Linked DNA regions of Homo sapiens: region 1 is linked to region 2. Evidence: read pairs that join two places in POLR2A ChIA-PET (ENCODE). Cell type or tissue: OCI-LY7. All regions are shown on one strand.

The links. ChIA-PET counts read pairs that join two places held together with the same protein. Peaks named below come from ENCODE experiments on the same cell type or tissue, not always from the same donor. Only the 100,000 strongest peaks of a DNase experiment are listed, where the experiment ranks them.
Region 1: POLR2A ChIA-PET joins it to region 2 with 6 read pairs; 2 of 35 experiments call an interaction of 5 or more read pairs at or near these places.

Annotation. Positions count from the first base shown.
Region 1 is chr2:202,003,566-202,007,565 of GRCh38, reverse strand. No RefSeq gene overlaps it. Among named protein-coding and RNA genes, the nearest start is that of FZD7, 28 kb to the left of the region's middle. In OCI-LY7, no CTCF peak of the experiment used is centred here; a DNase peak (open chromatin) is centred at 2,145.
Region 2 is chr2:201,736,915-201,740,914 of GRCh38, reverse strand. ALS2 (alsin Rho guanine nucleotide exchange factor ALS2) reads left to right here. Exons shown (of 34, transcript NM_020919.4): 12 at 2,180-2,245. Among named protein-coding and RNA genes, the nearest start is that of MPP4, 40 kb to the right of the region's middle. In OCI-LY7, no CTCF peak of the experiment used is centred here; no DNase peak of the experiment used is centred here.

The DNA.
Region 1 (4,000 bases), 270 kb before region 2:
TGTCCATATAACTGTGGTTCTTTCATGTCCCTGCTTTGCCCTCACCCTGTGTCTATTGCCATGTCATGGTGGTCTCTCAGCCTTTGTGTGACAGCAAATCTCAGCTACTTATTAATAAGGCTCAGCATGGGCCGACTTCCACCATGCCAGTTTCCCTGGCAACACCAGTGGGCAGTAAAGATCTTAGACAAACTTTCTAGTAGGTCACCCCTGAGCTATACCTCCCTTAGAATCCAAGAGATTCTCCAGAGAGCCCTGCTCCTATTTTGGTTGGACCTCATTTTTCTCTGTATAGCCACAGAGATTAGAATTACACAAATCTAGAGCAGTGTTGAAAGATCTTACAAGAAATGTCCAGATAGAAGGGTGGCAGCAATACGAACAGCCGTCAGGGTCTCTGATGGGGCCACCCAAATGCAACTGGCACCATGCCTGCCCTCCAGGCGGCCAGCATTTGCTTACTGTGAGTCTCCTGCGACATACCGCAGGATCACTGTTTTTTGACAGTTCCCATCTTTTCTCTCACTTTTCCCTATTTCTCTCTTTATTTATTTTTTGTTTCTTTTTCTTTTTTTTTTTTTTTTTGAGATGGAGTCTCACCCTGTCACCCAGGCTGGAGTGCAGCAGTGAGGTCTCAACTCACTGCAACGTCCTGCTCCCAGTTCAAGTGATTCTTGTGCCTCAGCCTCCCAAGTAGATGGGACCCCAGGCACGCACCACCACGCCTGGCTAATTTTTGTATTTTTAGTAGAGATGGGGTTTTGCCATGTTGGACAGGCTGGTCTCGAATTCCTGACCTCAAGTGATCCTTCCACCTCGGCCTCCTAAAGTGTCGGGATTACAGATGTGAACCATCCCTGCCCAGCCACCTATTTCTCTCTTCACAAAGTTTCTAAACTTTGCTGTGTCAAACCCATTTAAACAATGATTCAAATACCAAGAGCACCCAAGGAATGTTTCAGGTTTCTGTCTCATCACATGGCTTTGAGGAAAGAGCAGAAGTGCAGGCAGGGCATACCCATGGCTGTGGGGGTGGAATCTGCAGCCAGGCTGGGGTGAGTGATTCTGGGGCTCTTGAGGCACAGACCTGTGGATTCCCCGGGGTGAAGGATGTGTGTAGGAACATAAGGAGAACTGAATAGCACTAGAAAGGACATGTGTGTCCCTGATTTCAGCATTTCTCTGAAGCTGAACCCACTGACACTCCTGTCACCTGACAATTAACATTCTATGCAGAGGGATCATTTGTTTAAGGCTTTTTCCTTTAGGAAGATTATCGGGAGGTTTGCAGAAAGGAAGCAATTTTAGCAGGGATGAACCCATAGCAGTGAGAGCTTTGGAAAGCAGGGCAATGCCGGACTACCTACTTTTTTGTGTAGTGTTTTGTTGATCAAATACAAACCTTTGCCAGAGCCTGATTCTGATTTATCTTTGTTACATCAGAGGACAGTTAGCTCCTATGCTATGAGAGAAGGAACAAAACAAAACCCAAAACTTGCCCCAAAGTTTATCAATGAGACTACGTTCCTTTAGTTTCTTTGGTCCCATCTGAATTGGTGGACACCAAATGTGCCTGTGAAAACTCTTCACTGTAGTGTCCAGAGCCCTGCTTGTAGCCACCAGGCCACTGAGATGATTAAAACTCACCCAAGGGCTGCAGACAATTAAAATAATGATGTGCAGCTTCACAAATTGGCATGAGTGACTTGGGTGATACCAAAGAGGAAAGGAGGATTTTGAGTCTCTCCAGTAAATCAGCTTTAATGAGGATGCTCGTTGCTTCTCCTGCCATTCTTTCTAGTTCTAAAATAAAGCTACCAAGATCTGTTGATGTCCCCAGGCAGGATGGCCCTCTGTCTAAAAGCCACACTTCTATCTTGTCATCCTAGTTTCTCTTGAACTCAAAAGGTCAGCTTGAATGAGTTATTGCATATGACCTTTGCAATTTCCATTTGATCCTATAAGGAGAGAGGGAAAGATTAGGTTTGAGTTGTTAGAAAGTTCAGTGCTTGCTTCAGTTCTCTCCTCCTGATCCCGGGCTGGTGTGTTTTCCAACCTCTCCAGGAGTCTGAGTGCTTAAACAAAGCTCCTTCTGAGCTTGAATCAAACATGAGTTGAGGAGGAGGGCATGGGCAGCTGTTTTGATGGACCACCTGTTTGCAAAGTAGTGAAACCTTGAAAGAGGAAGTAAAAAGTTTTTTTTTTTTTTTTTTTGATAGAATTAGCTTGGGCAAGGTAACATCTTAAGGGGGCGAACTGTAATGGAATTAGAAATGGGTGGATAAGCTTTTCCTGAAAATATCCTGTGTTAAAACAATTAGGGGGAAAATGCTTGGCAGGATGCATTTCAGATTTGGTGCAACTGAGGCTGTTTGGGGCCAGGGAAGCAATTCACAGAATCCGGCACATATGTATCAGTCAATGTTTGATGTTATGGCTCACGACTAAACAGTATATACATAGTATACATGTTACAGATAAAAGCCTTCCACTGGCTAATGTTGCACAGTGATCAGCAAATAAGCTCTCTGGGTTTACACTTGTTTTTATTTATATCATTTATTTATCTATTGTTTTGAGATGGAGTTTCATTCTTTTTGCCCAGGCTGGAGTGCAATGGCGCGATCTCAGCTCACTGCAGCCTCCACCTTCTGGGTTCAAACGATTCTCCTGCCTCAGCCTCCCAAGTAGCTGGGATTACAGGCGTGCGCCACCACACCCAGCTAATTTTGTATTTTTTTAGTAGAGATAGGGTTTCACCATGTTGATCAGGCTGGTCTTGAACTCCTGACCTCAAGTGATCCACCTGCCTCAGCCTCCCAAAGTGCTGGGATTACAGGTGTTAGCCACTGCCCCAGGCCTATTTTTTTAGTTTTTTTTTGAGACAGAGTCTCACTCTGTCTCCCAGGCTGGAATGCAGTGGCCCGATCTTGGCTCACTGCAACCTTCACCTCCCAGGTTCAAGCGATTCTCCTGCCTCAGCCTCCTGAGTAGCTGGGATTACAGGGATGCGCCACCATGCCTGGCTAATTTTTATATTTTTAGTAGAGACGGGGTTTCACCATGTTGGTCAGGCTGGTCTCAAACTCTGACCTCGTAATCTGCCCGCCTCGGCCTCCCAAAGTGCGGGGATTACAGGCGTGAGCCACCACACCCGGCCTCTGTTTTTTTAGTTTTTAAGGCAGGGTCTCGCTCTGTCACCCAAGCTAGAGTGCAGTGGCGTGATCTTGACTCACTGCAGCCTTGACCTCCCAGGTTCAAGCGATCCACCCACCTCAGCCTCCTGAGTAGCTGGGACTATAGGTGTGTGCCACCACGCCCAGCTAATTTTTGCATTTTTTTTGTAGAGACTGGGTTTCACCATGTTGCCCAAGCTGGTCTCAAATTTCTGAGCTTATGCAATCCACCTGCCTCGGCCTCCCAAAGTGCTGGGATTACCCATGGGCACCACAACACGTTCAGCTACACTTGTTTTTTGTTTTTTTTCAAGATGGAGTTTTGCTCTTGTTGTCCAGGCTGGGGTGCAATGGCGGGATCTCGGCTAACTGCAACCTCTGCCTCCCTGGTTCAAGCGATTCTTCTGCCTCAGCCTCCTGAGTAGGTGGGATTACAGGCATGTGCCACCACGCCCGGCTAATTTTTGTATTTTTTTTTTAGTATAGATGGGGTTTCTCCATGTTGGTCAGGCTGGTCTCAAACTCCTGACCTCAGGCAATTTGGCTGCCTCGGCCTCCCAAAGTGCTGGGATTACAGGCGTGAGCCACCGCGCCCAGCCTATGCTTATTTTTAAGTCACTAGCTTGTTCTTTAAAAAGCCACCATTACCATCAACAAAAACAACAAAATTTCCAATTGTATCAATAATTAGTTCTAAAAAGAGAAATCTAAATAAAAATTTGTCTCATCTCACCCTTTAAATTTATATCATTTGACATACTCACAGTTCCTAATAAGTAAATATGAGTTAAACTATTAGGCTAGAAAAGGACATGTCAATTAGC
Region 2 (4,000 bases):
ACAGCATGGGGCCTGCGAAAAGCACCAGCCCTCAGGGAGTTCGTGTTTTGTTGGTGTTTTGTTTTGATTATTTATAACATAATAACATGTGTTTATTACTGAAAACTGCACAAATAAAGATAATCAAAAATCACCCATAATCCTACCACCAGAACTAACCACTGTTTATCATCTTAGTGTATTTCCTTTCCAACCTATATAATATGTACAGATAGTTGGATGCTATTTTAATTCTAAGCAAAATTGAAAATATTTGAAGCTGTTGTCAAAGAGGAAGTACCCTGGTTTGAGTATTTTAACTCATCATCTTTCAGAAATGAAAAATAAAAATAATAGAACTTGATACTAGTTTCTTTTTTAAAACTAGATTTTGTTGTTTCTGTGATTCCAGCTTTTACTGGTATAATTTTCCTTTTTTGACTTGAATTCATCTCATAATACCTCTATTTCACTTCTTTTTCTTCTCTGGTACTTTAGGCCTTATGCTTAAAAATGCTTTTGATACTTTGGGCTTTTTTTAACATAACAGGTTATTCCTATAGATGGGGCAAGTAAAATATTTGGGTTTATGTATGAATCTTTAAAATTATTTTTATAATTATAAAGTTATTAAAGCCTGGAGTGCAGTGGCACCATTACAGCTCACTGCAGCCTTGACCTGCCAGGCTCAAGTGATCCTCCCACCTCAGCCTCCCAAGAAGCTAGGACTACAGGTGCATGCCAGCACATCCAGCTAATTTTTTTAATTTTTTGTAGAGATGGGGGTCTCACTATGTTGCCCAGGCTGGTCTCAAACTCCTGGGCATAAGTTATCCTCCTGCCTCAGCCTGCAAAAGTGCTAGGATTGCAAGTGTGAGCCACTGTGCCTGGCGAAAATTATTTTTAATTGTGATAAAATACACATCACATAAAATTAACCATTATAACCATATTTAATTGTATAGTACTGTGGGCTAATTTTACTAGGAGTTTCCCTTCTTCCTCAAAGTCAGTTGATTCCATTTGCCAGCCCAAGTGTGTACAAGAAATGTACAGGGCTCAAAGCAGTATAACTAGACTTGTTCTTTAGCAGCATATCAATATTTAATCAACATTTTCTAACACTGACTCAAGCACTTTTAACATATTTTCTTACCTTCACTGTCATTTCTTTTTTCTTTTTTTTTTTTTTGAGCTGGAGTTTCGCTCTTGTTGCCCAGGCTGGAGTGCAATGGCACGGTCTTGGCTCGCCGCAACCTCTGCCTCCCAAGTTCAAGCGATTCTTCTGCCTCAGCCTCCCAAGTAGCTGGGATTACAGGCATCCGCCACCGCGCCCAGCTAATTTTTATAGTTTTAGTAGAGACGGGGTTTCACCATGTTGGCCAGGCTGGTCTCGAACTCCTGACCTCAGGTGATTCACTTGCCTCAGCCTCCCAAAGTGCTGAGATTACAGGAGTGAGCCACCGCCCCCAGCCTTCACTGTCATTTCTTAATTGGGAAACCTGAAGTGAAGATTACAGAAAATTTTCATCAAAAATTCAACTATTTTAATTATGTTTTCTCAAGTATGTTAATTAAGTTACCACGTAATAGATATTGCTTGGTAGATACCAAGTAAATTACTGCATTTTCTGCTTAGCTTTAGGTGTTTTTAAAATTTCCTTTTATATTACCATCTTTTTTTTTTTTTTTTTTTTTTTGGGAGACAGTCGTATCCTGTCACTCAGGCTGTGCAATGTTGGAATCACAGCTCACTGCAGCCTCAACCTCCCAGGCTCAAGGGATCCTCCCACCTCAGCCTCCCAAGTAGTTGAGACTACAGGCATGTGCCACCATGCCTGACTAATTTTTCTATTTTTTTGTAAAGTCGGGTTTCCCCATGCTGCCCAGGCTGATCTCAAACTCCTAGGCTCAAGCGATCCTCCCGCCTTAGCCTCCCAAAGTGCTGGGATTACAGGTGTGAGCCAATGTGACCAGCCTTATATTACCATCTTTACTAAGCTGGAATTCCCCTACCACTCCCTTTACCTCCATTATTGTAATTATTACACAACCTGCCCTTCACAAATGTTGACATCACAAAACTTCTGAAATTCATTGGTGAAATAATCAAGAATTATCTATTCCAGGTATGTGTTTGGAAACTGAAGAACTAATTTACATTTCAACTAATGTACATGTGTTTTCTTTTCTGCTCAAGGTATTGCACATCTATTACAAATTTCCTGGTTATGGGAGGATTCCAGCTTCTTGCTAAGCCTGCCATGTAAGCAAACCCACACCTTCCAGTTATCATTCTCTCCGCCAAAGATGACATTTTATAGTGCTCTGTTTTCGAGTGCTCAGGGAAAGCTTTGACTTCATCATTTTACCAAACAAGTCAAAATATAAACTTTCAGTAAGTCTTATAAAGGACAGGTACTATTAGCCACTGGTTATCATTATAAGTAGTATGCTATTGAAAAAGTACTGAATGACTAGGCTCAGGTTCGGGGTCCTTCTGTGCTATCCTTGAGACTTTGGACAACTCTCTTTACCTCAGTAGGCCTAGTGTTCTTCATCTGAAAAATGGGAATGTTCTCTCCCATTGGAGAGGAACAAATAATGTATGTGATGATGCACAGAAAAAAGTGTTTGCGCAGATACAACCTATTTGCATTTAGCTTCTGGGTAAATAATTTAAAGGCTCCTTACACAAGGCAATAATCCTGAACAGATAGTTTCTCAACAAGTGTTGACCCAGCAACAAAGCCAAGGTTTTAAAAATTCTGTGTTTAAGTTTTTTTTATTTTTAAAATAGAAGAGATAGGGTCTCACTGTGTTACCCAGGCTGGTTAGGAACTCCTGGGCTCAAGGGTTCTCCTGTCTCAGCCTCCCAAAGTGCTGGAATTATAGGCATGCACCACTGTGCCAGGCCAAAAATTCTGTATTTTAATAGAAAATACTTTAAATATGTACTTACCACCCAGATTTAGCAGATGTTAATGTTTTGCCATGTTTGCTTTTTTTTTTTTGAGACGGGGTCTCGCTCTGTCATCCAGGCTGGAATGCAGTGGCGCAATCTTGGCTCACTGCAACATCTGCCTCCTGGGTTCAAGCAATTCTCCTGCCTCAGCCTCCCAAGTAGCTGGGGCTACAGGTGTGCACCACCACCCCGAACTAATTTTTGTACTTTTAGTAGAGATGGGGTTTCACCATGTTGACCAAGCTGGTCTCAAACCCCTGACCTCAAGTGATTCACCCACCTCGGCCTCCAAAAGTGCCGGGATTACAGGCGTGAGCCACCATGCCCAGCCCCATGTTTGCTTTTGATTTTTTATCCTAATAGAAGGAATGCTAACATTCTCATCTCATTTCTAGTTTTAATGAGAATACTTTTAATATTTCACCATTAAAAATGATTACTTTAGGTTTTTGGTAGATATAATTTATAGGGTTAAAAAGGCCCTATTTCTAAAAGTTGTAGAGGAATTTTTATAATGTTAAATATCTGAGTTTCCAAATTCCAAAATTCAGTAATCTTAATGTATTAAGGTTTTAATACATTGCTGAATTAAATTTACTTATACAGTTGTCTCTTGGTACCCATGAGGGATTGACTCCAGGACCTCCCAAAGGAAACCAAAATTCAAGGATGTTCAAGTCCCTGATATAAAATGGCTTAGTATTTGCCTATAACCTGTGCACATCCTTTCATATATGTTAAATCATCTCTAGATTACTTATAACATCTAATAAAATATAAATGCTATATAAATAGTTGTAATATGGTATCGTTTAGGGATTAGTGACAAAAAAGTGGTAGAAACATAATTTTTTTATGAAATATTTTTGGTCTGAGGTTGTTGAATCTGCAGATTTGGAACTCACAGATATGGAGGAGCTTTTTCTCCTTTTCTGTTTCCTGGAAGTTCATAGTTTATATGAAGTAGGAATTATTTGTACTTTGAAGATTTAGTAGAATTCATCTGTAAAAATAATCTAGGTTTCATGGGGGCATTTGCTGTAGGGAGTTTTTACT